3 separate regions of the Mus musculus genome follow, and all the other regions are linked to region 3. A link is a loop called in an ENCODE intact Hi-C map of the cell type or tissue named here. Cell type or tissue: left cerebral cortex. All regions are shown on one strand. Links, peaks and the distances in the headings refer to the core of each region. The heading gives the core; the rest is flanking DNA. Region 1 overlaps Lpp (LIM domain containing preferred translocation partner in lipoma). Region 2 overlaps Lpp (LIM domain containing preferred translocation partner in lipoma). Region 3 has its middle 37 kb from the start of Tprg.

What was found. Peaks named below come from ENCODE experiments on the same cell type or tissue, not always from the same donor. Only the 100,000 strongest peaks of a DNase experiment are listed, where the experiment ranks them.
Region 1: it touches region 3 in a loop (4-fold over the local background); 4 of 42 quality-filtered maps call a loop at or near these places.
Region 2: a loop joins it to region 3, with 3 times the contacts of the local background. A loop is called at or near these places in 2 of 42 quality-filtered maps.

The regions. Positions count from the first base shown.
Region 1 is chr16:24,814,414-24,824,519 of GRCm38, forward strand. The region is part of intron 8 of Lpp (LIM domain containing preferred translocation partner in lipoma); the gene reads left to right. Among named protein-coding and RNA genes, the nearest start is that of Mir28a, 8.4 kb to the right of the region's middle. In left cerebral cortex, for the core only: CTCF peaks have their summits at 4,847 and 7,983 (motif pointing left); DNase peaks (open chromatin) are centred at 8,268 and 8,656.
Region 2 is chr16:24,978,668-24,988,773 of GRCm38, forward strand. It overlaps Lpp (LIM domain containing preferred translocation partner in lipoma), which reads left to right. Exons shown (of 13, transcript NM_178665.5): 13 at 526-10,106. The coding sequence ends at 654. Among named protein-coding and RNA genes, the nearest start is that of Gm52245, 42 kb to the left of the region's middle. In left cerebral cortex, for the core only: no CTCF peak of the experiment used is centred there; DNase peaks (open chromatin) are centred at 4,359 and 8,256.
Region 3 is chr16:25,244,868-25,254,973 of GRCm38, forward strand. No RefSeq gene overlaps it. Among named protein-coding and RNA genes, the nearest start is that of Tprg, 37 kb to the right of the region's middle. In left cerebral cortex, for the core only: no CTCF peak of the experiment used is centred there; DNase peaks (open chromatin) are centred at 4,125 and 4,450.

The sequences.
Region 1 (10,106 bases), core at 660-8,659, 430 kb before region 3:
TATCTAAGAAGGAGTCACTTCTTGCTTCATACAAATCTACATTCTAGCTTCTACACCTATAGCTTAAACTAAGTTCATTTATTTAATTAATTGATATTTTTACTTCCCCTCCATCTCATTTTACCTTATTTGCTGAGAACCCATAATATGTGATATCATATAGGTAGAGTGGGACCTCTCCTTTCTAGGAAAGGAAGTAACTTGTAAATAACTTCCCTATAAATGACAAACATATTTTAAACTATCATGGTGTTTTGGGTTGTTTTGGGTTTGTTTGTTTGTTTGTTTTTTCCAAGTGGAAGGATATGTATTTCTAACCAGGAGAAATGCGATGTGAAGTGGACAAATTCTGAAGAATTGTATTTTCTTTTATAGCTCCAGGGTCCCCTGTGCCTTCAGGGGATTGCACAGTCCCATAAATGACTGGGGATTTGTATAACAATGTGAGAGAATGGTGAAGACACCATCCACCCACATCAGTATTAGATAAGTTACTAAATAGTTATGAACAGCTCAATACTCTGCAATCTCAGTACTTGTCCAAGAACGTTATATTCCCTCACATAAACTTATATTGAAAATAAGGAGACTTATATTTTAGGTCTTTGTGTGATTTTTAAACTCTGGTGTTTGGGCCATTAGGCAGGGTTTCCATGCCAGCTGCTATTTGAAAGCATAGATAGTGCCGGTTCTTTCCCTCATAGAGTCTGCATTCTGTGGCCCTTCCTGTCCTTTTGGCAGAATGGAGGAAATGTCCCTGTAGCATGTTGCTCTTCTGCCTGTTGAGGATGGGAAATGGCAGGGAGCTGTGCCTTTTCTGAAGCGAAGCAGACTGGAACACAACCCAGTCTCAGTGCAGAGACTCTTGCTCACTGTTCATTTATTGTAATTTCCTTATCTTGTATGCATGGACGCTCGAGTGACATTCCCTCACCAGAAGACGAGTAACAGAATGTCCACCCTTGCATGTTGTCTCTATGTTGTAGAGAGCACCATCCACAAGTTAGTATAGACAGGAACTATATTCACTAGACATGTCATAACAAACACTGTAGCTTCCAGAAATATAGTTAGGTACCCTTGCTCTTCTGGAATTACCTGCAAGGTTTCATACCAACTGTACCATCCCATTCATGAGCAGTGATCCTTGGTTAGTGTCCCTACAATAAGTACCCTCTAGGACATCAGAGGTACAATGATTTTATAAAGTTCCCTGGACATGTTGTACCCCTTGCCCAGGAGGCTCCTAATAATCGTTCCTCCCATCCTCAAACACACTTCCCCACTTCATGGCTGTGAACACTCTAGGTAAATGTTCACTAATTTTTGATAATTACTGTTTCTATTTGATCTTTGAAGTGTTGGGGATTTATCTAGTTCAGGGCTATTTACTCATTAGTCCAACCACTCTCCCTCTGAGCTACATCTCCAGCCCCACACTTCAGCATTTCATGAATAGTCCTAGTCCTTTTTATTCTCGCCCTTTATATACATAGAAAAATGCCCTATCTCTCCACCCTTGCAGCCTGCATTGGGTATAGAGTCATGCATTAACATACCACAGTCTGCAGTATAATTTACATCGGGAAGCTTTTCATTTCGAAACCTCAGTTGGTTTTGGTAATGCTGAGGTACCCAAACTCCAGCGGAATTAACTAACTATTGAGCTATTAGTAAAAATAAGAAGGAAAGGTAACAGAATGAGCAGCTGTTTTGCATCAAATGCTGGGTAAGCACTCCTCATGTATAAATTCCGATTTCCTTGCTAAGTGGAATGCCATCTCATCTGATAAAGTCAAATCTGGAACCAGAAATACTCAATACATTGTGCCATTGTGGTTAGCAAAACTAAGCTTTGAACTCTGAAGATCATTTATTGCAAGGTCTCTATTCTTTCTCTTCATGAAATGGCAAAATGGCTCTTCTGATACTAATGGCTCAAATCATTATGCTTATCGACTTGCAGATGTAATCTAGAAGTAGTTTAAAGCAACATCTACATACCGACATGCTAAACATATGTTCTCCTTTGATTCCTCTTGCTGTGATGAACACAGCGACCAAAAGCAACATGGAGAGGAAAGGTTTATTTCATCTTGGTCCTCCATCAAGGGAAGAAAAGACAGGAGCTTAAAACAGAAACTTTGGAGGTCTACTGCTCTTGGCTTGCCCCGGGATTGCTTTCAGCAACCTTTCTTATATAGCCTGAGCCCACTGACCCAGGAATGGTACTGCATGTAGTGGTCTGGGTCCTCCTACACCAATTAACAATCAAGAACACTCCCCCCCCCCCAGACATACCAACAGATCAGAGTGATGGAGGCGTGTCTTCAGTGCAGGTTCCCTCTTCCAGTTATGTCAGAGTTTAGCCATCACAAATGAGTAACTTGTTCAGCATGAAAGGATAGGACTCACCCTGCTCTGCTCTGCCTTAGTTAAAGAGATAGAAGGATTGAAAATAGCACTTCCGACTCTGGTACTGTTGGCTGCAGCACACTGGGCATGCCTTGCTGCCAGAGCAGCATTAGTGGCCACTCATCAGTCTCATCAGTCAGCTTTATTTTCTGTTCAAAAACTAAGCATCAAAAACGAACCTGGATGGGGCACAGAAGGAGTTGGTAGGAGGATAGAGTAATAGAGATATAGTGCTTAACTATGACATTCTCAACAAAATTCCTTTTTATAAAAACTGAAGGAAAGTGGACCCAGGAGGGGAAAAGAGTAAGAAAGAAAGACCCTGAATGGCCCCAACCAATTAGACATGCTTCAGGCCTGTGTCGTATATGCTCTGTTCAGAGTGCTGTGGGAAAATGTGTCAAATTTAGAAGCCAATATGCCAAAACTGTAGCCTTGCCTCCACCACTGAGTCTCGACAGCAGCATGCCCGTGTAGGCATTAGAGTGCACACTCAAGCTGCACTCTATGGTACAGACAGAGTCCAAAGCTCTTAGTAGGCTGTCCTTTTCCATTACATGAGAATGTGTTGGCCAGTAGGCATTGGAAGAGGTGTGGAATCCTCACCTTGTAACTTAAGCTCCCTAGAACCATACATTTCAGTTCTTTGCATTGAGTTTTCCTCCTTTGTGTCTTGTGCATCGGGGTTCTCTCCATCCTCCAAGCCAGTTTCAGGTTTAATCATTGCCATGGGTGTGATCGTAGGAGAAGAGTAGAAACAGCAAAGGTTCACTGGCTTCTGGGTTGGGCTCTGTGTGGATTACATGGGTGACTAGGATATAATTTTTAGGGAAAAGCAGGAGAAAAGGCAGAGTAGCCAAGTATGGTGGCGCATGTCTTTAATCCCAGAACTTGGAAGGCAGAGGCAAGTGGATCTCTGTGAGTCAGAGGCCAGCATGGTCTATAGAGAGAATTCCAGGACAACCAGGGCTACAGAGAGAGGCCCTGTCTCAAAACAACAACCACAAACATTTGTGAGAAAATATGGCCTTGATTACCATATTCTGATGGTATATCTCTTGAAGATAACTACTCAAAAACAATATCTTACAATTACTCAGAGGGAACTGTAAATTATTGGAACAACTACAGATTATTTAGGTAATTCAGGATACCCAAACAAGAGGCAGGTTCTAGCAAACCTCAAAAATATTTAATCTCCCACTGTTTGCTCCCACTTCTGTTTTGTTTGTTTTTTTGAGACAGGGTTTCTCTGTAGAGCTCTGGCTGTCCTGGAACTCACTTTGTAGACCAGGCTGGCCTCGAACTCAGAAATCTGCCTGTCTCTGCTTCCCGAGTGCTGGGATCAAAGGCGTGTACCACCACGCCCGGCTTTGCTCTCATTTCTTAGGTAGTTTAGCAAGTAGAGAACACACAACAGTTACTACTCAGTTTGATCAGGGTTGAGCTCGAAGTGTGCTTGGGTCAGACAGGTGTCTTCCACTTCTCAGAGTCTAGGTAAGATTCTGGGATAGTTTACTAAGAGACCAGGGCTTGTTTGGGGAATGGCAGACTCTCCTGTGCCTAACTCTGAACTGTTACCATTCAACCAACTGAAACATGAAAAGCTATTTGAAAAATTCCCAGAAATAATTATTTTACTTTTTATTGTTTCTAGTATACAGTACTATAGTTCAGTTCCAGGATCTGCAGAGGTCCTCTCTACCAAGCCCTTTTACCACATTGCTGGCTTGAAACAACAGGTCTTTTCCACTCTGAATAAGGGGCTGAATGAATGGGTGGCTGAGACACTTTATACACTACTGTAGCAAATGAAGCTCTTTGTCTTTCCATTGTACATTACACATTTACTTTTGTATGACTTATTTTATGTATATGATACACTGTAGCTGTCTTAAGACACACCAGAAGAGGGCATAGAATCCCATTTACAGATGCTTGTGAGCAACCATGTGGCTGCTGGGACTTGAACTCAGGACCTCTGGAAGAGCAATGGGTGCTCTTAACCACAAAGGCATCTCTCCAGCCCCACATTATACATTTCTGTAGCTGTAGACATGTCAAGAGTAAGTTAATCCTGAATCTTAAGGAGAGAAAAAGATGCAGGAAAGGCAACTAGAACCAAACTAGAGACATTAATTTGTGAGTCATCTGATGGAGGGAGGAAGTTTAACTTTTCCCCACAGTAAACATGGGGGCTGGTCATTTCTTGGCTTGGGAGAAATAAGTAGAAAACCCAATACAGTTGTGACTTCTAACTTGAATACTGAGGAGCAGGTGAATTTGCATATGACCATAAATGTGTCACATTCTATTCCGTATGGTCACTTTGTACATGATGTTCAAGCTGTCTCCTCTATGGGACACAAAGTTAATAACAGTCATGGCTGTTGGATGGGCTCCTTGTTAAACACACTGCACTCTGCTCTCTCTCCAGCAGAGGCGTTCTGAGCATCTGCAGCCCTTGCTCTCTCAAGGTCACCACCATGACCATCTGTTAATATGCTCTGCTGAGATTCAGTCATTCTTCTCTCATCTCCCCTCAGGCTGTCAGCTGTCCTCTCTGCTGGGACTAAGCGGCCTCTCACAGTCTTCCCCACCACCTTCAATTGCTTATTGGTTCCAATATCCTCTGGTGTGAGGAAGAAATAACAACAAAATGGGCACTTGACTCATTGGTGAATAGGAGCTGTAAGCGTAAGAGACAAGCCTGCCCGAGCATCAGTCACAGAGGAAGGCTTTTGCTTTCACCATTTTACAAAGAGAGCTGTAGAGACTGTGTTTCCTGCTGCTTCAATTTCTCCGCCTCCTTCCATATCTCCACCATCATTTTCCTCCTCTTTCTAGTTCTCTAGAATGTCTTGAAATGTGACAGCTACATACTGTCACCCTCGCTCCGTGCAGATTTTGTTTTTCTATCACAACAATTGGAAGGCCATCCCTAAATCAGATCGTTTTAGATTGTCTCTGTTCTCGGTGGCTTTAACAACACAGTGACTCAAAGCTGCATACAGTTGGCAGCTTTCAGCCATTTATTTGGACTACCAAGCAAGAATGCTCACAGCCTTTCTGATGAACGAAGACATCTTTATTTCCAGTTCACACCCTTCATCATAAGAAGGGTATTTGAAGGGAAGCCAAAAAGCATACTTCTCAAACTTCATGTTTCACATGCTTGCAGGAATTGGGGATAATTCCTTACCCCAGCGTCTTCACAATTGTGCAGTAGAAATTGACAGTAATGTACTCGCGGTCCACCAACAAAGAGAAAAACTATATATGCTTCATTTACTTCATAGGAAAAGCTTCAGTTTTCCACAATTGTATTTTTGGAAGTGACTAGTGTATATACTCCATGGAGAGGAACAAACTTTTTTATTTTTTTCATTTTATTTCCTTACTGTCTTTGAAAGGGTCTCCATTCTGGAGGCCAAAATAGAGCCTCTGTAATAGTTACCAGAAACTTTTTTTGAAATTAGAAAAACTATGTTCAAGAAACACAGATCTTATTCCATGTTAGTGAAGGCTACAACTTGGGGGCTGGAACAAGGAGATTTCCTGCATTGGCCAAAACTTAAAGAGCTAAATTGAGAACCCTATGCCATCGCTGCTGTCTGCATTTCCCTCTGTGCACTGGGAACCACCTAGGGTCTCCAGGCCTTGTTTCGTGGCCAGGACAAGCTTTGCTGCTCCTGAAACTGCACTTTCTTTCCAGAAGTCTCCTCTCCACATCCAAGAATGGCCATGTATTTGCACACTCTTTGAGATGGCTTTCCTTGTATTGACTTATATCACTGACAGTATGAATTTATTTTGCACCTTGTCTTTATGATCTATAAACCTTCTGAAGGCCAGATCTACTTCTAACTTACCTGATTCATTTATGGGTCTGCCCCCTAATGTACTTTTCAAAAAAGTACACATTTATGGGAAGACACAAGGATGGATTACTTCTAGAAAAGTTTATATTGCAATCCCTACTATAACAATATTAATAGATATTGTCACAGGATGTCATGTAGCCCAGGCTGGACTTGAATTAATAATATTTAAAACTCAAACTCCCAAATCCTTGCATGCAGGCCTGTCCTACTATGTGGAGCTGAATAGGCACTTTGGACTTGAATGCCTTTTGTTGTTTACAAAGTTCTTTTACGTGCATTTCTGTGTAGTTCAGCACTTATCCTATGCTATGCACATAAGTGTGTAGTATAAATGTGTATGTGTATCCATTTTGTGTCTGTGTGTTGCTTATATTGAACAAACTCACACATTCATATACAAGCTGAGTTCTGTAAGGGAGAAGCTGCTATGTTGGCTGCTGGAGCCTCACTTCAGCACTTGGCAAGAAGGAAAAGCTCAGGGAGGATTTGTTAGCTGAAGGAATCAAGTTATTACCTCGTTCAGGCTTCACCATAATCATCCAAAGTGCATAAAGTCCATATTGTATCTTGTGTCTTTTCAAGTTAAAAAACTGAGTCCCAAGGACCTGCTCAGGGTTTCAAAGGTACACAGTGGCCAAACAAAAACTTGAACCCTAGCTTTCTAGATCCATAACCTTTCTTCACTGACTTCTGGGAATTTTCTATATTAATAGCAATGCATGAACTATCTCACGAGGAAAAATTGCTTCCAAATTTAAATGCGTGATGCATATGCAGGAAATCACTGACTTTTCAATCCAAGGGTAATGCGGTTGGTGTGACTTTCAGGGAATAGGGCTTTCTTTTACCCACTCTTCCTGATGGGCATGTGTCAGTGCACACAAATGCATACCATACATCCCTCACTTCACACTTTCCGAGGCTTCTTAATTCCTCCTCAGGTTCTCCATGCTCTGGTGTCTTTTATAGCTTCTGCTGGACCAGGCACCCACATGACATTTGTTATTGGGATGTCAGCAAGTGTAAAGACTGTGGGAAGAGAGAAAGCTGACCCATCTAATGTAGACGAGAGCCTGGTACTAGTAGAAGTTTGCTTCCGTCCTGATTGTAGCTCATGGCAGGAAGCAGAGTAAAGCCTTTATTGATGACTAAGTTGTATTGAATATTACAGCATGTCACTAATCGCCACGAGACCCTAATGGAATACCATTCTTACTGAGATGGGAGCCAAGGTTCAGCACTGGAGAGAGGTGACACAAACACCACAGCCAGGGAAGGGCGGCCTTAAGCCCTGTGCCTAGAACACACGAACCCTTACACTGAAATTGGCCGCATAGTGTAGGTGTTTGCACAGTCACTTTCTCTTCTTGGGAAACTATCTCTTGTGTTCTTTAACACATCTTTGTAAATGAGAAAAAGGCACACAGTGCCCTGAGATCACAGTAAAATACAAGGGAACTATATTCATTTCCCATATTCCCATATTCAGACAGACAGACAGACACACACACACAATTGAAAAATCTTTAAAAGGATTGCTGTGGGGAACAAATGATGTCCTACGTGGCTCAGCAGTTGAGATCTCACTGCTCTTGAAGGAGATGTGAGTTGGTTCCTAGCACCCAGGGTTGATAGCTCATAACTGCCAGAACTGCATTCCCAAGGAGATCTGACGCCCTCTACTGGATTTTATGAGCACCTGCACTCATAGATCCCTCCTGACCAGAGTCTGTCTCCTTGCCCATCTCCCTGTCTCTGTCTTTCATAGGGAATGTTAAAATAATCTGATAAAATACAAGAGAAAAGTAACATTAGCTTTTAATCTAAAGTGCATGTGGGTAGGGTGAGTCACTGAAAATTGTACAAAAGAGATCTTAAGTTCTGTAGGATGTTTCAAAGTCTGTGGAAATGCAGTGAGTAGCCCAGGAACTCTGTAAAAGCCTATTTTGGTGCTCGGGGTAGACAGATGGTAATAAGGTAATGGGATGTCTAGTCTATGCAGATTCACAAGTCTGGTTCTGCATTTGACCATGAGTCAGGCCTTGGACATGGTTTCTCCATGTAGACTTATTTCTTTCTCTTTTCGTTTCTCATAAATGGCTACGAAGACTTGCTGGAAGCTGTGTGTGGTTCTTTTTACTGAAATTATCATTTGGGGAAACACTTGTTCTCTAAGACTTACTGAACTCCACCCCACAAAGCATGCCCCCTACTCAGATGTCATCTCCTGTACATCATTTGGAAGATGGATTATTGGGGTTTCCCACCAGTCCCCAGCTCAGTTTCTATTTCCAAATTCCGGCTGCCAGTTCCATACTTGGTTAAGATCCTGCTTCTGCCTGGTATCCTAGGGAAACAGTTTGTAAGGGCTGCTGTGTCCATCTGCCTTCCTGCCTGAGTTTTTGACTATACACCCTGATTATTTCCTAATCTAGAAGTGAATCACAAGACTGCAAATGCAGGGAACAGCCTTGAAATATGTTCAGAGTGTGAATACTTACAGAGTTAGGCCTGAGAGTGTAGAGCAAGACACTTGCATTTGTGACTCTACTTATGTATATATTTATAGGCACTTTGATAAAGCCAATGTAAGTGCATACATAGTTGGGCTGTGTATCAAGAAATCTTAATTTTTAAATGCAGAGACATTACAATTACAGTGTGAACATGGACCTGGAAACCTCCCTGCACACCATTCCCAGTCAGCTGTGACATTGTTCAAGGGACCCTTGGCTTGAAGTTGTCAAGATAAGATAAGTTGGTTAGCTTCAGGCTGTATCTCTTCATCTACAAGAAGCCCATCCTCCACTTGTCATGGGAATTTTGAGCCTTTGTCCTAGAATTTTTTTTTTGACCAAACTAACTTGTTAAATAATATATTCTACAGTCTTGGTTTTATACTCCTAGATACATAGGTATTATACCATCAGAATCATAATTTGGGGTGTAGTGGTGAATGTCTGAAATCCCACACAGCAGGATCCAGAGGTCAGGAACATTATGAGTTACAAAACAGGACTATATCACAAAAGCAAACAATGTAGAGTAATATAAGCAGTATCCTAGACAGATTTGATTTTTATATCAATAAACAGTCTTCTACCAGATAAATCTGTATACTTTTCAAGCTTTGAAAAGTTTGAACCTTACTCCTAAATTTCCATCCAGCACACTTAATATGAACAGCAGGTTATTAAAAATTTACCTATTTGGCTTGTAAAACTTTGGAGCCTAGTTGCTAAATTCACCATTGGACATTGTTGGAAGTCAAAGATGAGCAGAAAAGAAGAAAGCATAGGTTTTGACATTTTTGAGCACACTAACCTTGTCCTTGTAGTTATTCTAGCCAGTACAATGCTAAGTAAGATCCAGAAGATGTAGTGAGTAGGTGAGCTGGGCCTCTCACTGGAAGCTTGTGAATAAAAATGTTTGGAAGGGTAGACAGCCTAGGTCTTATCATATCCCTAGCATTAGAGATGGAGCCCTTAGCAGCTAGAATCTGGTGTTTCATTTAATTACTTTTCAAAATGCCGTTACCAGAATTTTTATGTAAATACATATTTTATTCCCTGAGGCATGTTAATATGAAATCAAAATTATACAACACTGAAAGGAAAACACAATTTCCTTTCTTTTCACCAGGTCTCTCTAATGTGTTGTTGAAAACATGCTATAGGATGGTGAAGATGCTCAGACTGTGCCTGTGATTCCTGAAGTATTTATACTACAGAGCCATAGCACCATGTCATCATGATGATCGTCAGGCAGCTCACAGAATGCAGTTCAGTAGACTATGGGCTTAGCAGT
Region 2 (10,106 bases), core at 662-8,661, 270 kb before region 3:
AACTTCTATTCTTGTTCCTGTCCATTCTTCTGAAGAAATCCTAAAACTGAGTACAGAGGGTAGGCTGGGGGAGGGGATGCTTTTTTTTTTCTTCACTGTTGTTTAGGAGAGAAAGCTACCCCGGGAGCTGAGATCTGTAGGCATTTTCTTCTTTGTACTATGTTTTGTATTTGGTGATTAGAAGAGTCATTTTACACTATTTGTATTGTTTTGTTTTGAGACAGGGTCTTCCTATCTAGTCTTTCCTGGCTAGAATTTTCTATGTAGACTAGACTGGCCTTGAACTCATAGAGGTCCACTTGCCTCTGCTTCCTGAGTTCTAGGATTAAAGGTATGTGCCACTACTCCTGGCTACCATTGCATTTATGTTGTTAATCTCTAATTTAGTTTCATTCACAATCTGCTACTACTTGTACTAGTGTTGGGGTACAATGTCCCCATTATGAAAGCCTCTTAAGAGGCTCGGGGAAAGTGGGTTTATCCCTGTAGTTCAGTTCACTTACATCACTGTCTTCATTTCCTTAGGACTGTGGTGGTCTTCTGTCCGAAGGAGACAACCAAGGCTGCTACCCCTTGGATGGACACATTCTCTGTAAGACCTGCAACTCGGCTCGCATCAGGGTCTTGACGGCCAAGGCAAGCACTGACCTGTAGAGTCAATAGCCAGCTCAGCTGCCGAGTGCATGCCAGCAAGAAGAGCGCAACACAAGAAAAAGATAAGAGAAGAAGTAGAAAAATAGAGGCATAGCTCAACCACTAGGATAGTCTCTGTTCTTCATGTGCTATTAACCTTTCTGTAGAAGCGCATAGAGAATACGATTTGTCTACGTTCTTACCAAATACACATTTCACATTTAATCATGCAAGGCCTTGGTGAGCCTTTGTTCCAAGGACTTCCACATTTTTGCACAGATTATACTCCGTCCCATTCACTTCTGCATTCCTGAGACTTTTAATCCTCATGTTTGTCTCACTTCTCATGTGGTTGAATAGATTTTTAGTGTGGTATTTGCTGTCACATGATTTTTCCTGGGTGAATGTGCCAGCCTGCAGGTGCCTTAAGTCTTGTCCTGTCTGTCACTTTTCCTCTGGCTGTGGCTACAAAAGGCAGTCATTCTGTTACCAGGTATTGAAAAGGTGAAGTTTCCCATTGCACTACACCCCTGACGTCTCTTGCTAAAATAATGGTAGGGGGATATTTTTCTATGTTAAGCTATAAAGAGTTTATTTGAAAAAGTTAACAGGAGCCCACTTTAGTCTGCAACTATCCAAATTCAGCAGTCAAGGCTCATTGGAAAACATTGATTAGCCAATATCTAAAATGTGGGGAAATAAAACCAAGTTTCACCACTGTGCTAAAGAGGCAGAATTCTAGGTGTATCTGGAAGGCCCGTTGTATTTCCACAATCCCACCCTGAGAGTTAGCTCACCACACTCTCTGGATATAAGACTGTCAGGCTTGCTTTTGGTACATTTATAAATCTATCCAACTCTTCATCCTTAAAGCACTGTGAAACTTCACCTAATATATAAGCATGGTTACTGCAATTAATATTTATCTTCAGAAAGATAAGTATTAAAATGAATCAAATTCTTATCTTTCTTTCTTTCACTTTATAGTGACCCAAACCTAAATCTCTTTTGCCTGAAAATTGCAAATCGGGACACATAAAATGAAATTATAGGACCATGTTTCATCTTCTTTAAAAAAGAGAAAAAAAAGCTGGGAAAGATTGTGAAACCAGAGTTTATTATTCTTACAATCCTCTGTAACTCAAGTACATACTGCAGGAGACATTTTCCTATCATCAACGTGACATTCACACCACACTTTCAAAGACAATCGCTGAAAACCAAATTGTCTTTCTGAGGTAAAAATATGCGGAATGCCTGCCTGGAATCTTTATGCGAACTCTTATTAGCCAGTGAAACACTTGCTTGCCAACTGGAGCCAGTTCGCTTCGTTAAGAGGAGACACCTCGCTTTGCAGTTGCAGTTGGCCATTATTGTAAAGTCAGTATCTCAGAATGAGATTTCTCAAAGCTTTCTTTAAATCTTCTACAGATATATACCTTTAAATTATGGAATACCTTAAATATTACAGAAAGGTATAAATAATAATATAAAGGTCCCTCTATAGCTAACACCGTTCTAGAAGTATAGTCACTTTAAATTTTTTAAACTCCACAAATATCTTTTTATCTCTTTTATATAGTACTGGGAGTTGAACTAGGGCCTCATGTGCTCGGCATGTGCCCTGGCACCCCAGCATCCCCAGCTCTTCCGTGTCTTTTTCTTTTTTTTTTAATCTTTATGACATGATGATTTTCTAGTCTGACAGTTTTAATTTTAACATTTAGAGCAAAAAAAAAAAAAAACCTGTTTAATTACTTGTGCATGTTTAAAATTGCAACCCATGCCTCAGGAATTCCATAAAGTTTATTTTACTTGAATAGAAGTCATCTTAAAAGTGATTAAAAGAAGCCCTTAGGCCATTGTCACACAGCCCCTCTGGGTCAGTCTGTGGCTTATTGACTTTCTCCACAGGCAGTTTGCCTGTTAGAATCCCCAAAGCTGGCATTTTGGGGCCTTTCCCTTGCCCCCTGCTCTCACCTGGCTTCTCTTCTCTTGAGATTCATGGAGGCAGCCTGTGGATCTCAGAATTCAGTGGGCGCTCTCTAGCTCTGAATCCCTGTGCTGCAAATCAAAGGCTCACCTGTGCTGGTGACCTCGAGGAACGCTAACAGACAGTCGAGGTGAATACAAGCCTGAACTGACTAAAATGCTCACCGTGAAATATTTCAGGAAATGTCTTTAAGCCAAAAGTAGAGTGCAGTATAAGTAAGGGGCAGGAGTAATGTCTAGAAATGTAGACAGCAGAGGAAGAGTTTATGTAATATTTATACTATAGAGCAATAACATCCTCCATGTTTGTTACATGTAACTACTTGTAACCAGATGTTTACATGCAAGATTTATAGGAAAATGCTGCCCATTCTTCCCTGAGGTGTTAAGGGCAGAGCTCCCTTGCTCGTAGCCTACCCAGTGCTTTCCTGTTGAGTCACCTCAGAGGATCTTTACCAAAGATTTTTTTAAAGTAAATTTCTTTTTAATATAGACTTATACTTTTATAATAATGAATGTGCACATACTCATATACAGAAATATTTAGGATTAGATCTTTTTCTTTCACAAGGTCTCATGCAATAAAGTATCCACCACATTATTCTCCAATTACTTTAATATATAATTTACATTGCTTTCTCGTTTTCTTCTACTAAGCATTTGACTTAAGCAATACTAAATACTCTGCTCTTTGCTCTTTTATCTACATAAAGATTTGCCTACTGTAGAGATATAAAGATCTGTTACCTTAATGATTATATGCATTGCCTTTTGATATATTGCCTTACTTATCATTTAAATACATAAATAGAAAGATATAATGTCTGTAACAGAAAACTTATAAAGTTATACCTGAATTGTTTAAATATCAAGAGCACAAACATTTGGTTATTCTGTATAAAATGAAACATATAAGAAAGGAAAAAACCCACCATCATGAGCTCTGCAGAGAACATTTAAAATAATTCTCTTTCTATTTCTGGAGTGGTAGGGATGGATCTCTGAAACTTGTGTAAAATAGACAAGTGCTCTACCACAGCTAAACCTCCCATCCAGAGTAAGATTTCATAGCTGTTTGGGTTCCCATCTAAGCCTGGCTCAATATGGAGTCTGATTGGCAAACAACATTGCCTTTAGAACTCAAAAATACACCCTCCCAATCCTAGCTCATGGCCTCAGTACTAGTGAAATCCTGCCACCTCTGCAGCTCAAAGATGTGGATGTTTTCCTGTCAATAGCACACTGTCCCTGTAGGAACAACTTGTGGTCAGAATTGCTACGTGGGTTATATGCTGATTAAGGACATGAACTTAAAAACACTAAAAATGCTGCAACAATTTTATGTTGGACTTGAACAGTGTGGAACATATTAACCATAAAGAGCTCTCTTGCATTTGGGCCGTTGGAAGGGGAGAGTGCTCTGTGAGGCTGCAGCAGAGCTTTAATAGGCAGGATTCTGAAAACACAACTACCAAGCATCTTCAGAGTTACTACAAATCCTATTAATGTGAACCAGTCAGGAATAACAGTGTTATTTCTATTTGATGTGGTTTAGGCTTCTCTTGTCAGATCTGTGTCGGTTGCCCCCTGATCCTTCCATTCTCAAGTTTTGAAGGGTGTCAGGGAAATTATGGCAGCTGCTAGGGAGATCTGAGAAACGCTGATGTAACCTCCCAGCCTCTCACCATCCCTCTTGGCTTGGAAAGGCTTTTTTTCCCCATATACATTTCTAGAAATATTGCCATTCTACCTTAGCATTTCACATTTGTAGATTAAACAAGTGATTGTCCATCTGTTGCCTACAGCTACAGTACATGTGTGTTATGAATGAAATATGACAGCATGTTCCATACCCCCGCTTCAGCCATCTGTAGAAAACCAGCAACCGAAAAAGATACCTCTGCAAAATGTGCCTCAAGTCCTTGTCCTGGGATGGCTCTTCTGGTGTGCTTTCACAAGAGACAATCAAAAGCAATCCACTATTGTGCCTTATTTTTTAAAAAAAAATCTGTTTACACTTCTATGACTATTGCTCAGTAATGGAAATGCTACACACACACACACACACACACACACACACACACACACACACACACCCCAATCTCAAAAGATCGGTGAGAAAAAGACAGAGAGACAGAGAGGAGAGGACGAGAACACACTTCCATCTTACTGTACCAGTTTGGATGGACCTCATAGCTCTAACATATGCGAGCATGCTCACGGTTGAGGCGATGTGTCGGCTGTTACTAGTCCTTAGGCTTTGGTCTCCCCCTGAGTTTAGGGGGATACTAAAGGCAGAGACTTGCACCTGCCGGACCCCTTCTGCACTCACATTTTTACATTGTATTATTTGTTTGACTTAGGGATAAACAATTTTGATTTCTGAGCAAGTTATCATCGTGGCACGACCTTGACTATTTCAGGCCACGTGACTTAATTGGCTGGTCATTGGAATGAAGCTGCTTGTGATGCTGGAGGTTGGCTAGTATGGCTTTATTTCCGACCTTTAAAATGAATCTGGACAAAGCTACTGTGATCTAATGCAAGTGTTTCACCCCTCGCTCCCTTGCTTTCTCCTCTTCTCTCCTTTCCTGCCTCCCTTTAACCTCTCTCTCTACTGTGCCAACTAATGCTGCCCTGTTTGGCCTTCTAGTAAGTTTAGTTAGGATACAACAGCACTATGAACTCATTAAGGGAGAATGGCTACCAGGACATATACCTACCAGCCAGAAAAAAAAAACAAAACTGCTTTATGTGGACATACTCTTTAGCTTGTGCTTATTCCTAGAGGGAGGGGTGCTCCTTCAGGTGTACTTTAATGAATCTGTATCAGGGTCTTAGCTAATGGGGTATTGCTTTAAAATTATCTGTATATTCCTCACCTATATGTAAAGTGATCATTCTAAGGCTAGACTAGGATGCTGTGGGTTTTTTTTTTTTTTTGGTTTGTTTTTTTAAATTAGATATTTTCTTCATTTACACTTCAAATGCTATCCCCTTTCCTAGTTTCCTCTCCAAAAATCCCCTATACCCTCCCCTCTCCCCCTGCTCTCCAACCCACCCACTCCTGCTTCCTGGCCCTGGCATTCCCCTATACTGGGGCATAGAATCTTTGAAAGACCAAGGTCCTCTCCTCCCATTGATGGCCGACTAGGCCATCCTCTGCTACATATGCAGCTCGAGAAACAAGCTCTGGGGGTACTGGTTAGTTCATATTATTGTTCCTAGGATGCTGTTTTTAAACTCAAAGTCACTTTCACCACAAAATACTTAATTTTTTTTTTTCGAGACAGGGTTTCTCTGTGTAGCCTTGGCTGTCCTGGAACTCACTCTATAGACCAGGCTGGCCTCGAACTCAGAAATCCACCTGCCTCTTCCTCCCAAATACTGGGATTAAAGGCGTGTGCCATAACTACCCAGCTTAATATTTTTTAATAAGAGAACATCATTTTGTCCCACTGCAATGAGCTTGATAATTTTCTTTGTGGCAACAAGAATTGACTCAGTACTTGTAAGGGGTAGTTTCAGCACTAGGATTTTCTTTTTGTAGAGTATACATTATTTTGTGGGCATATTTTCCCTTAGTACAGAATAGAAAGATACGAATTTACTTTTCTGTTTTAATTTTTTCTTCCTTATGCAAAGTTTTTTAGACAATATTTTAGTTAGCCGCCATGCATAATGACTAATTGTAGAGATCTTTGTAAAGGACATATTTTTATCCATCTTACTGGGAAAAAAATGCTCAAATCTTTGTTCTTTGCTTCTGATTGGTATTTGTTTTATAGCAGGGTCTAGGCAGGATGATAAGTAGCTCTGTCTCATAGCATTTATTAAAAATTACCATACTACAAGTACTCAAATTATTTTACAATACTTAGGATCAATGGCTGAGCTAAATTTTCCAAGCTACCCATCCACTTAGGGACAAGATAAAACTTAATTCATCTGACTGATAGTCATCTCCTGTGCCCCAATAGGATATTGTTAAATAGCTGCCAGTGTACTCCATGAACTTGTCTTTGAACATAACTTCTAATTTCAGCTTTCAGTCCTAAAAGCAGAATGCTGTATTAGGAATGCAGATGTCACCATGTCACCTTGTGCTCAAGCCAAGTGCTAGGAGGTCTTGTTGAACATATACTCAGGTGCTGTACCTGGGTGTACAGACCTATGGTCCTTGTAAAGAGCTGCCTTCTCTATTGCTTTCATGACCGATGGCCGTAGCATTTATTAATGAATATGATGGCCAGTGTGGAATCCACTCAAGGCAACCCAGGCTACCTGATGAACTACATAAAATCTCCTAAATTCCAGACTCGTCACCTTTGTGGGTTTGATACCACCAAGTACTTCAGCTTGTCATTTATTGACAGTGCATGTTATCTTCTGATTCCAGTGACATTACCTACTAGTTTCCTGACTATTTCCGGATTCTCTTTGCATCTACTCTGTGACCCAGCTACTACTGTCTGTCAAGGCAGATCAAAGCACTTTGCTTCAGATTGAAAGGGAAAGGTATATGAATCCTTCTAGGGCCACTGGTGGCCTCCATGGAAGGGGATTCCCTCCTAATGATAGAGCTAGGAAAAGACAGGTCAGCCAAGCTGAGAATACAGCCCTCTTTATCTTCTGGGCTGATTTTTGTAATCATATCTCACTGCTGGTTTTGATGCCAATAGAATCAGAGTCCTCAGGAAGGGAGGAAGTGAGCTAAAGCATTTTCCATCTACAAGAGCCCTCTCTGCCTCATAAAGTCCTTTCCCTTTCGCACCGTCTTCTCAAGGATAACACTTGTCTGTATTTCCATGATGGATAGAGAAACAAGTTCTTGACACTTAGCAAGTTCTGCACCAATATTAGTCGTTGGTTTTAAACTCATCCATTTATTACTAATATTTGTGTCTAAAGCAACTTCTGTGATCAGTTTATACTCCCCTTAAGACAGCCAAGGCTGAGAGAAACCCTATCTTGAAAAAACAAAAAACAAAAAAGTGGAGTTTATGATTTAAATTTTGTCCCCTCAGTATCTTAGTTCCTTAACTGATTTTGTTTTAACGGCCATTGTTGGATCTAAGAGGCTCAGGCTGACTGCATTAAGATCCAATAGTCAGTTCAGACTTCTTCCTAGAAATGAGTGAGGCATGTGAAAGACCTCTTCACAGAGGCCTCTGTGGGAGTTCAGGGAGATCATGGAAGTGAGGACACCTGAGCTTGCTTACTGCTGACTGCATTGGGACGTCATAGTTAAGGCCCACAAGGACAACCTAGGCTCATTTCTGCAAGGATGCCCTGGCCAGGGTATGGATTCAGAAGTCTTCATAGCAGGGAAAACTTTCATATATTCATGCTTCTTGAGAGGGGAAAGGCACCAAGAAAACCGACTGTTGATCTCTTCTCATCACGATTACAGCGGAGGAGGGGTGGCTGGGCAGACACAAGAAACCCATACAGTATAGGTAGGAAATAGCACCCTGTGGTCTTTGTTGGTGCAAATGCATTTTTATTGGACCACACTACATTCTCCTCTCTTGTAGCAAATGTGCTGGACTTTTGAACCCTCAAAAACGAACAAGTGGGCTCTCTCTGCGTCTTTCTTCTTCTAGGAACATAGTTAAGGCTCCCAGCCATCTGCTTTACTTGGTGTTCCAGTTCCGTCACGACTCCTTGCTGCATGGTGAAGTTTGCTTAAATAGGGCCTGTGTCAAGAAACTCATCAGCTTGGGAGGAAGTCCTGTTGTTTCAGCTACCTTGGTCATTAAAACCAGTCTTCGGCTCTGTTTTTTCCTCGATTCTCAAAACTAACCCACGAAACATAATAAAATCCTGGCCTCCCCTTTTTTCTTCTTCCACTGTATTTGTTTTGTTTTTTAACGCTGTATTACTTTTAAAAACAACTTCCATTTTTAGCTGAAGAGTACAAGTGCTTCAAATTTAAGCACCCACTAAAAAAAGTCAAGAAGATTTCCAACAGTCAGATATTAGAATTTGTGTAAGTTTTGTTGGTGTATTTCTATCCAGAAAACAAAATGTTCTGACAGTTATCATATAGCCTCATGCCCTACCTTAGTAACTGTCTTGTGAACAATTTGTTTCATTTATCAGATCCACTGATAATGACCTTTAAAAAATTTGGGAAACATCACTGTCGATTCTCCAGCTTTTACAAAGAAAAGGTCAAAAACAAAATTCAGTGGTACTGTTACTAAACTCACTACTTCTGATCAGCTCTTCAGTACAAAAGGATACTGTTCTTAAGGAAAGGGATTGGGTGATGCTATGGTTTATGTAAAAGTATATAAATTCTCTCACTGTTGCCCAGGGTTACAGTTTAGCTAGCAACCATTAGCCTTTGGAAGAACAGGGTTTTTTGTCCCTTCTGTATCAGCTTTGAATTTGAGAGCCCTGTCGCCAGAGGCTGCTATCCGCCCTTGGGTAGGCAGCACCTATGGGTGGATTTCTAAGCTGTGAAATAATAAAATTCCTGAGAGAGTTTCCAAGCTGCTTTCACACATAGAAGAGCCCTGGGAGGATGGTTATTAATAGCCCTGTCCTAGAAGCAAGGCTGAGGTTCAGAATCCTTAAGTGTCTTGCCAAAAGCAATCTAGCTGGTAAGTGTGAGATGTGGGTATTTACCTACCCCTTGTCACACAAGGCCCTGTTAGAAAAATATCCATGGAAACCCACAACCATCTAGTTATCAGTGGCAGGTGGTATATGTGTATCATATTGCTGCAGATTATTAAGAGATTGCACATGTCTGTGTCATCTTGTGAGAAGCCATGGGTCTCTGTGATCACCTCTATGGTGATACCCCCTGAGCAAAGGCCACTGAAAACAGACATCTGTGCAGAAGCACATTGCAGCAAAATTTCCCAGAGAGTTGCTTTACATTCACTGGAAACATCTCTGGACCTGTCAGGTTCAGGATATCAATTGAGACTATATTATTTCAAATATAGTAGTGTGCAGAGGTTACCTGAGTTTTAGGAAATCTCTCCCTCCAATGGACCGCAATGTATATCCCAAAGAGACAGAAGCTGCTATAGGTTAAAAAAACAAAACAAAAACCATGATTCTCTCTGTCAGCCCAAGAGTGTGCTGAGGCAACCAGGAGTTTCTAATCAAACAAACCCAAGTCCAGAGGCCTTGAAATGTCTAAACAAGTGCTATTGAATGAACAGACCTCCTGAAATGTACCCTTCATTGTATCTATGGGATTAATCTACCCTCATCACAAGGAGCATGACACTGTATTCTTAGCACCAACAAAAACCCTGCTTGGAGCACCCTGGGTACATTCTAGAAGTCAGCCGACATTGCAGGTCAACAAATCAACACTCTTCTTAGAGCTGACTTCCTCGTGAATATGCCTTCCAGGTGCAGTCTTGGCTTTCCTTTTTCTATCTTCTGGTTGTTTGCTACAAGTTGAAAATCCGTTGACTAATTAAGAAAATATTCTCTGTCCACATTAAATCTGT
Region 3 (10,106 bases), core at 1,032-9,031:
CTGGAGTCCTTGGTCTTGTATAATGACAAGAGAGAGGAGGAGGAGGTTGTCTTACAGGACAGAATAGAATGTTAGGAACGGGGTAGACAAGTTGTCAGGTTTGGTAAATTAAAATACTATACATCCCATTAAATATAAATTCAAGTTAAAAATACCATATCTCTTAAAATCAGTATGCCTCAACTAACTATATTTTATTGCAAATTCAAATTTATCTGAGTCTTCTATATTGTATTTGGTAACCAAGGCTATTCTGGAAAGGACGGGCTAATAAATTATATTTTGAAAAATAGCTGATCGCTTTCATGATGCCCCCACAATCCTTGCCTTATTTCCCAGTGACCCAGTGATAGAAGCGCTGTTCCCACAGATCAGAGGCAAGGTGAGAGCTGTCATGGGACTTACCTAAAGATGTGACGACTGTTGCTATTGGCACCAAAGCACGGTTATTGTTTTAATTTTGTATTTTGAAATTTGATAGCTTTATATTTATTATATACATAGCAGAGAGCAGGCACTGGCATGGCTTTCTTTGACTTCTCCTAACATTGGCATCTTGGACTTTACAAATTCACAGAACAATGGTAGAGCTAAGAAATCAGCCTCCTCTACTAAGGCTAACTGCAGTTCACACTTCATTCATATTTCGTCAGTTATTAGGCAAACACTCTTTCCCATTCAGCCTTGCATGTTGCCTGTTGTTTCCCCACCTTCGGCTACAGGAAGCAGTTCCAACATTTCATCCTGCTTCTCCATCATGATGAGGACTGAGAAGTCATTCGGCAGAATGTCATCCAACTTGGCTTGCTTCCTGCTCTATCATGTTTATGTTAAAGGTATTGTGAAGGACACGAGATCTGTTCTTCTCAGGATATGTGTTGAGGCCTAATAGTGTCATTAATCTTAATGGCCTGGGTAGAATGTCTTTCACTGGATGTTGTAACTGTAAATTACTCTTTCTCTCTTTTGTTTGATTTTCAGATGAGACAATGCGGGTACAAAAATGTCTTGTTTTGCATAAACCTTTATTATTCAAGTACTTAAATCCTCAGATACAATAAAAATTTAGCTTCTAGTGATCTTGTTCAACACTATTATTATTATTATTACTGTGTCAATTTTATTTTCCATTATTTTCTGTGTTCATCAACTGATTTTTTTTTTTTTTTGGTCTGAAGAAACCTTTGCATTAGCCCTTATTTAAGCTAAGTTATTTTAATTCCAAGTGTTTTGTTCTCTGATCAACAGAAATATGAAGGAGCATTTTATCTACAATAAAAGTTGGACTGTGTCAAGTCTCTGAAGGGAAGCAATGAAGATAATACACTTCCCTGGTATTGACTAAACACTTGCTTCTATATGGGGCATTCTGGACAAGAGAGATCTGCAAGTGATTCCAGAAGACCAAGAAATCAAAGAGAAACATTGGAGGTAGCCATTATGAGAATCATAGTAAAACTTTTTTGGCTAAATTTGAAGTGATAATGATTCCGTTGTTGACTGTTGCAGTGTCCTGTGTCATGATGCATCTCCGGGCCCCTTGTAGCATGCTCATGTGTTGTGTAAAGCTCCCCCAATTAGATGATTATGGTGAACATGTGGACCATGTAGGGTTTGAGTTCACAGCCCTTTTTCTCGGGATAAACTGAGAGGAGAAGGGGCGGGTTCAAGGTGCTCCCTGCTGCTTTAAGGACCTGTGATTCTTTTTCATGTGGGAGCAATGATGAGGTTTCAGTGTATTTGAATGTTGTCTCTTGTTAAAGACACGAGAATTAACATCTATATAGGCGTTTCATCCAACCTGCAGTCTGGAGTCTCACTTTTTAAAACTGGCTCAAATAATCCTAGTTACTCAAATATTAGAGCGAAATGAGGTGTCATAGTAACATACACAAACACTCATGTACGTATACACACACACACTCTTGAACACACAGAGGTATGTACACACACACACACACACACACACGTGCATGCACACTGTAAATAATTAAACTAAATAACAGCATTAAAATGACTAGCAAAGTTCTTGGTAATTCCTGGGGTGCAAGTATAGATGAATGGAATGTCTCTTTCTGCATTAAGAAACAGTTTATAGATTAGTATGTGAACTGTTTAGGATACACCCCTAATGCTGATAAACATACCAACTTCATTACACGAACACCATAAAAATCTCAAAGGGTTTAATTCTAGCTACAATAGTCTTTTAATGAGGTTGGGGCTTGAACCCTGCATTTAAGCACTATCATTAAATGCCCCGAGTAGTCATTTATACTCTGATATAATGCAGGCGGTGGCTTGAGTTTGAGGAACAGGAAGGGATTCAGGAGCCTGCATTTGAGAGAAGAGGACGTTGAGACTCAGCGGCATACAGCACTTTTAGTAAGGATGCTGGATACTGAGCAGAGGATTTGAAGCTCCAGCGGACCTAACGTGTCTGACTCTGGAGGGTTTCCACTTTCCCTTTTGCCACTTCCGCAGTTGCTGCAATTCCTGAAATGCTCCACATCTGCAAGCAGAGTAACCATCTATCCCATGTTGCCCAAGCCTTTCAAATTCTTCACTTTGTTGCAGTGCAATAATTAAAATGTGACAATAACACCCTCAGCTAGTTCATCGGTTTTGTCTTTTGTTTTTGTTTTTTCCTTTTTTATTTATTTACTTATTTTGTGGTAGCTGAGGAGAAGGATCTCAGGGACCCTCCAACACGATCGATCTTAACCCTGAAGGTGACAAAAGGGCAGCTGTTGATAAGCCATGTCTACTCTATAAAAGATTACATTTAAAGTTCAGGGCTTTCTACTGGGGAATTTCATGTGTGTGGCTGTGCATGTATACATTTTATTTTTCAATGATCTGGAGATCTCTTATAACACAATTACAAATTATTGTAATTTGATTCTAACTAAATATAGGTGTAGCAAATAGGGATCTTTGGTTTACAAATTATTTTCTTTCTGTGTAAAAAATATATGTGTGCATTCTGAATGGTCTACAGTGAGCTTGTGCAAAATTTGTACCAAAGGATAATCTTTAATATTAGAGTTGAGAAGTGTCAGCTGAATTCTATTTTGAAGAAAATAAGGTGTCATAGTTGGGATACAATAATTCTCCCAAGCAGAACAAAGTCCTTATAGCTAAAATGTTCTTGGTGATTCTGGTTTCTCCTTCAAACTTCATGTAAGTGTGAATTAACTCTACTGTAGAGAATGGTCTGAAAATGAAGGTCTAGAGGAGAGGAGGTAGGTGTGGCGCCTCTGAGGTGGTACACTTTCAGATCACTCATGGCTCTTAAGAGTGTTCTGTATCGTGTCCAAGTCTAACAGTAAGACAGCTCTTAAAAAAATAGGTCAGTTTTGTGCTTGTCTTTCATTTTACCTGCTCTGGTCCATGGTCCCTCTAGCCAGTGACATTCCTGAGCAGAAGAGAAGAGAGTGCATAGCAGTGCCATAAAATGACCCAGGAAGTTTGTACACTGTGGACAGTCAACCTCGAGCTGATCGATGTTCAGTGCAAGCCCTTCAGTGAGACACTGTTGTGTTGTGACTACTCTTGTGACTTGTGACAAGTTGCCTTCTCCTCTTTAATTTCCATTTCTCCAAGTGCAACGTGGAATTTCCATCATATGCCCCATGGTTCTCCGTGGTTCTGGTGGGATTTGAGGAGCGTGAATTACAAACTGGTATCCCGGAGCCATCCAGTCTAACGCAAGCTTTACTTTGCTCTGGGAGTAAACCTTAAGAAAAGGTCAGTTTTGCAGACGTCTTGAGGTTGTGTTCCAACGTCCTCGTTAAATAACCGAAGTCCAGACTGGCAGGCCCAGGGGAATATTTAATCAAGTAAAAAAAAAAAAGGCCAAGTCATTACTGGAACTCCGTCATCAGACCTGTAAACACAAGCATTTATTTGTGGGTGTCATGAGAAAGTGTGTTCACTTGTAATACTCTCTCCTGTACAGGTTCTACTTGTCAAATGTGTATGACTCTTCTGATAATTCAGAAGAGTGGAGAGAGCAAGACGAAAGGAAAGAGAGAAAATTACAACTGTAAACAGACTCTGGACAGCGAAGGATCAAAACAGCCTCTGGCTTGACTGGATGAGTCATAGCTATAGTCAGACCACAAATAGAAGCATAGCTTCTCTGTTGAAGGGCAGTCTTCCTGTCTGGAGAGGAAACCCAGCTCTGATTGGAGATAGTAGTTTTTGCAGACTTCAAAGCATCGCAAGCAACTGAACAGACAAGAGAAAGGGTTGGTAAACAGCGTTCCAGGTGCTACTCTGGAGAACCAGCCGCACAGCTCTGATTTGAAGCTATGTAGACATACTTTCATCGGAAGCCAAAAGCTGGTGGTTTGTTTGTATGCTTGGTTTGTTTTTTTCTTCTGCTTCTTTCTATAGTATTACTCCCTTCTAGCATCTGCATCTAATTTCATCTCAAGTAATGCAAGTTGTTCCTCCAGGCTCACACTCCAGGGCACAGAGAGAGATTGGCAAAGGGCCATCTAAGGAGGTAGGAGGAAGGCAAGGGCACGTGTTTTGAAACTACGAGGAAGGTGATGCTTTCAACAGGGCAAGTCTGAGACTGAGAGGGTGTGGCAGAACAGAGGAACATTCTAGTGGTTCCTACTAGGTAGACAAGCCAGTTTGGCCTCCTGAATTTAGACTTTAACACTGAGTCTGGGTATAGCTTAAAATTTAGTGTATATGTGAGGAAGAAGAACATGGAAAATTGGAATGAACGAATGGGACCCGGTGTCGGAGCCTGAGTGCCATTAAAGGTCTGGACTCTGTATGCTGTGGAAACAGGGAGGCAAGAAACAGAGACTACGGAAAGATGGGAACTCCAACCATGGGAGGTAGAATGAAGCAAGCTCAGGAAGGCCAACTACATCTGCTGTCACTTGGATGCTTGTCCAGCACAACGTAAGCCCCTGAACTTAGAAAGCACATAGGAGAGACGATGACATCGATAGATCTAATCGCTGGAGGATAGCAACATAAAATGTTTTTTACCAGTACATGTTTTGGTGTGTGTTAAGGTCATTGAGCTGAGTAGATGGGACCTGGAAAACTATATAGTCAGGTGATTGAAAATGACAAATGCATAATTTCCATTTGATAGACATAGGGGACAGGCAGTGAGGGAAAAGTTACCTGCACCATGTGTTTGACATTGGTGGTTTTGACTGACACAGGTTCACTACTTGCTCCACATTTCCTTTCCAACCTACGCTAGTAGCTTTTCTATCTGCTGTGATAAAATTCCCAGCTAAAGTGACCTACAGAGGAAGTATGAATTTAGACCTAAAGTTCCAGAGTACACAGGCCATGGTGGCAGGGTAGGTGCAGGAGGCGATGCGTCCTATTACATCTGTAATCAGGAAGCAGGCATAATGAAAGATGTTCAACCTCACTTTCTCATTTCATTCAAATCGAAACCCCAGCCCATAGAATCATACCTTCCACTTTCAGGGTGTCTTTTTCCACCTCAATGAACCAAATCTAGACTTATTTAAAGGATCGTTTCCATACCGACTCAAGTTCTGGTCGAATTGACATTTGGTGTTAGCTATCACACAGCTTTGATTTCACCCTGAGTCTTGGCCCTTGGGATCCCTGCAACACTGAACTTCTGTCAGGCAGCTGTGCCCTGGCTTCCTGTCTGAGGGTGGGTGAGTCACCTGTTCCCACTGGGTCCTGCATTCCTCATGTGTGAAATGAGGATGGGACAACAGTCTAGCTGTATGTCTGGAACAAGAAGCACCTGTTGCCAGCATTCTCTTTAATAAGCAAGCAAGCAAACAAACAAAGCCAGCCAATGAATCCTTCCTGTCATCATCCATGTCTTACAGATGGCCTAATAGATGATACATTAAATGATACATAATGCTCAAAAGGCCATAGGGTAACGTGTCCTGCTGACAGGCTCAGCCACCTCACTTTTAGCACCATTCCTTCTACTCCAAGCAGGTGATACTGATGTCTAGAAGTAAACAAAGAAATGTGCTCAGCTTCCCGAGATTTCTCTTTTTAATTATTTTTATTTATGTACCTATTGAGCTGTGTGGACTGCATGCACGCAAGTGCCTATTGAGGTCAGAAGTGAGCATCAGATCCCACAGAGCCAGATGCAGAGGCAGTTGTGAGCTGTCTAAAACGGTGGCCGGGAACTGAATTCAGGTCCTCTGGAAATGCAGTGAGTTTTCCTAAGCCCTGAGCAGTCCCTTCATTCCTGCTGTAATTTTTATTGAATACACCAAGCTTTCATTAGTTCTTCTTCATAAAGCCAGACCAACAGCAAGGGAATCATTTTAATGGGGTCACTGCAACATTTTAGAAGTTGGATTCATTCTGTTTAAAACCACTTCCTTTCATTGGGATGCACGCAGCTGCCACGCTTCCTTCTGTGGGCAGAACTTCATGGCCAGCTGCAGGAGGTTATGCACTTGGATGCAGTAAGCCGACGGACAAAGCAACTCCACATTCTTTTCGTAAAACTTTGCGTCTCTCTGGCCATTCGAGGACAAGAATCCGGGGCCAAAAGGGACCCTGAGCTCATGTATGCCATCACCCTGAACTCACGTAGTCCAACAGCTATGCAGAGGTTTTAACGGTTTTCTTGAATTAAGATATCACTTCAGGATCCTGGACTTGTAGTTGTCCGTTTCCTCGTGACCGCTCCAGCTGCTTGCTCTGTAATTAACTCACATTTAACACAGCTGAAGCAAAGTCCACGGTACCATCTCCAGGTTCCAATTTTTCCTTTTGAGACCCACTCACTCTAACAACCTTAAACCTGCTCTTTGACATCCATTTCTTGATTTTTTTTTTCAGTTAGTAAATTCTGATCATCATGTCCCCCCTCTAAGGCGTTTCTGTATCTGTCCTTCTCTGCGTACTTTCCCTTTCCACACTCAAGACTACGGCACCGTCCTGCTCTAGGTGGCGTCACAACTGCTCCCTCACAACCCTTGGTGATCACACCTGCACACCATGGTTCTAAACAGGATGCATTTTCCAATCTTACCAACCATAGAACTTCTTTTTTTCACTCCCAGGGCCCTTTCTGGGAAATACTTACTGGTCCAGCGTTTCCAGATGAATTGTTGTCCCCTCTCACTGTGACATCTGTCCACCCCCTTTTGTCACTAAACTTGTTATTTCCTCCGCTTAGAATGCCCTTCTTCCTGGCTCCTGCCATTGGGAAAGCCTACGCTGTTTCACGGCTCAGTTCAAATGTTCCTTATTCTCTGAAGCTGCCTTTGATCTCACGACCTGGCATGACCCCCACGGTTTTGGAGGACTATGTACGTGATTCTATTATAATATTTAACAACATATGCTATGTAAAATATATCACCTAATAGTGCTATACTGTAGATGTGAGTCTATTACATATTTAATAATTTATATATAAATTGCAGACAATATTTACTGTAATTTAAAAATTACATGCTGGTTGTGTGTATTTGAGTCTATCTGCCAACAATTCTAAGGTCTTCTAAGAAATGGGAGCTATGTATTTCTCTTCCTTGTGAACCCAGGGTGTGGCATGTTGATGGTCTCTTTCATATCCTTACAACATGGGATAATTTAGACTGAAGCCCGATGAACTCTCTACAATGAAGCAACCTATCGTTCTACACAGTGTGCCCAGCCCCCTTTAATCTTTGCTGCTACTGCCTTGGAAACATGGGAAAAGGGAAGCCAAAGAGAGATGACAACATATTTACAGATATAGTTCAGGAGTCTCCTGGGAGAGGGCTTTTGGGAAAGAGGAACTCCTAAGGAGAGGTTCCCTACTGATCAACGTCCTACATTACCAAGTAGCTGTCTGTGTGAGGCATTGCATTGAGTCCTGTTGGGACGGATGGGCCCTCTAGGAGTTTCTAGAAGACTATTAGACTTGCTCGAATCCTTTCCATTGAGTGTTTTGGGGATGGACAACAACAAATGCATTTAGGAAAGAGAACTTGTCAGAATGTGAAGGCAAAGAAGCAGCTAGATGAGGAAATGGCAGGAACCAGAGGGAGAAGCGCCACGGTGAAGCAGGACGTGGGTACACCTTCCCTTCTCCTTTCTTGTTGTCTGTTGGATTTTTTTCTTGCCAGAGGCCACTGTTCTCAGTCCTTCGGTGATTGGAAAGCTGTGTCAGGAAAGTGACTAGCTCTGAGTGTCATGCGTAGTGAGGTTTGCACATACCATACCACTTTTCCTTAAACCACCATCTTTGAGGTCAGGATTTGATTAGTACATTGTCAATTGGATGGGTCACTTTTGACAAATTCTGCCTCGAGTCATTTTGCAGACCTGGTGAAACTATAAATAAATAAATAGGGAACCTCTTAGGAAATCAATAGTCACTCTTTGGAGCAACATTCCTTTTCAAGTCTACATTCCAAAGGAGAGATTCCTTTGCAGGAAAAAAAAATCTTATTTGTTTTAACAAGCAAGTACAAGATTCCTCTCTTATGCTTTATGCCTTTCTACTAAGGAACATTCCAGGCCTTTCTTCCTTTTACCTCTAATAAGATAGCACACTGCCTCTCTTACAGGCCTCATTTGCATTACAGCACTGGACCACACAACTGATGTACACTTGAAATACACTTGGGAAAGTGTCTTCCAACATCTTAAAATAGCCAAGTAACTCTTCAGTTTGGGGACAGTCCATGAATTCCCCATCTGTGCCATAATAACACTTCCCTGAATACTCTACTGCAGAATTTATGGAGCGTTTTTGTTTGTTTGTTTGTTTATTACCTTATTTGATTTCTAAAACAGTATTCGGTAACTCAGCCATCTTTGACGAGGGCCTAACACATATCAGGTACTGGGGTAGGGACACAGATGAAATTCTGAACAAAGTGGTTTAAGCCAGCAATATTCCAGGACTGATTTTCCTATCTTCATTTATACCTATTTCAGAGACAGACTGACTAATAATGATTGTTTCATTATATTCAAAGAGCCAGAACTCAAACTCAGGCTTCCCTTTCCTAACAGAGACTCTCTTTGCATGGCTGTCAGCATTGAAGCCACCGTGGAAAACTCTGAGAATCTCCTCTGAGTTCACTGATCAAATGACCCAATGCCAATTCAAATGTCAATGGAGTAGACTGAGAAGTATGCAAAAATCCGGCAAATGACAGCAAAAGCCATCTTGAGAAGCTTTACAAATGTTTGTGTGTGTGTGTGGGGGGGGGGCGGTGTAAGGAAAGGCCCAAACCGAAATGGTGAACAACAGCAGCAGCCATGTGACAGTAGACCCCAGAAAGGTGTTTTAAGCTGTACAAAGCACTGCTTGACATAAGCATCCAGGTTCAGCTGAGAACAGAACTCCTTGTTGATTGGCTGTGCTGGACTAGTCCCGGTGTGGACTAGCTTTGGCCTCAACTCAAACAAATGGTCAGTAGGGTTCTCACAAGGTGGTAGGACAGGCATGGCATGGGCAGAGATGCTGGCCTGAGTAAGGGTATCCTCTTTTATGCCTACCACACCGTGTGCTATTGCTTCTGGTATCAGAGCCCTGTGTGAACCTGAAGGCACTTGGATGTTAAGGTGAGGCAGCTACTCTAATAGCTAGTCAACTGACTTTGGAGGTTAGGAAAGTGGACTTTTGTTCCTCATTCTCTTCTCAGCCCAATTCGTGGGGGATGAGCTAAACCTTCAGGAAGTCACTTGAAGCCTGGGGGTCCTTCATTGTTGGCTTTGCTCCCCCATCTCTTTCCTTCTATGTCGTACTCAAGGTGAGGTCTAGAGGTTTTCTATCTTATCTCTTGTCTTCTTTCTTGGTTACAACCTAGTCATGGCCATACTTAATTACAAGCCGTCCTGGGAAGACATACACTGTTTAACAAACTATCTCTGTCATGGCCTGCAATATGCAGAATCAGGAGATGGAGAGAATGGAGACATTATACACATGTGGCAGGACACGACAGGATTTGCTCAGAAGCTATCAGAAGCCCCCCTGAGCAGGTGAGGCACAGAGCCAACAAGTCCGCGAGGCATCTAGAGGAGCGGTACTTTCTGATCAAATGCTTGGAAAGGGAATTATAGTGACTAATTATAATTAAAAGATGTACTTAGATTTAAATAAA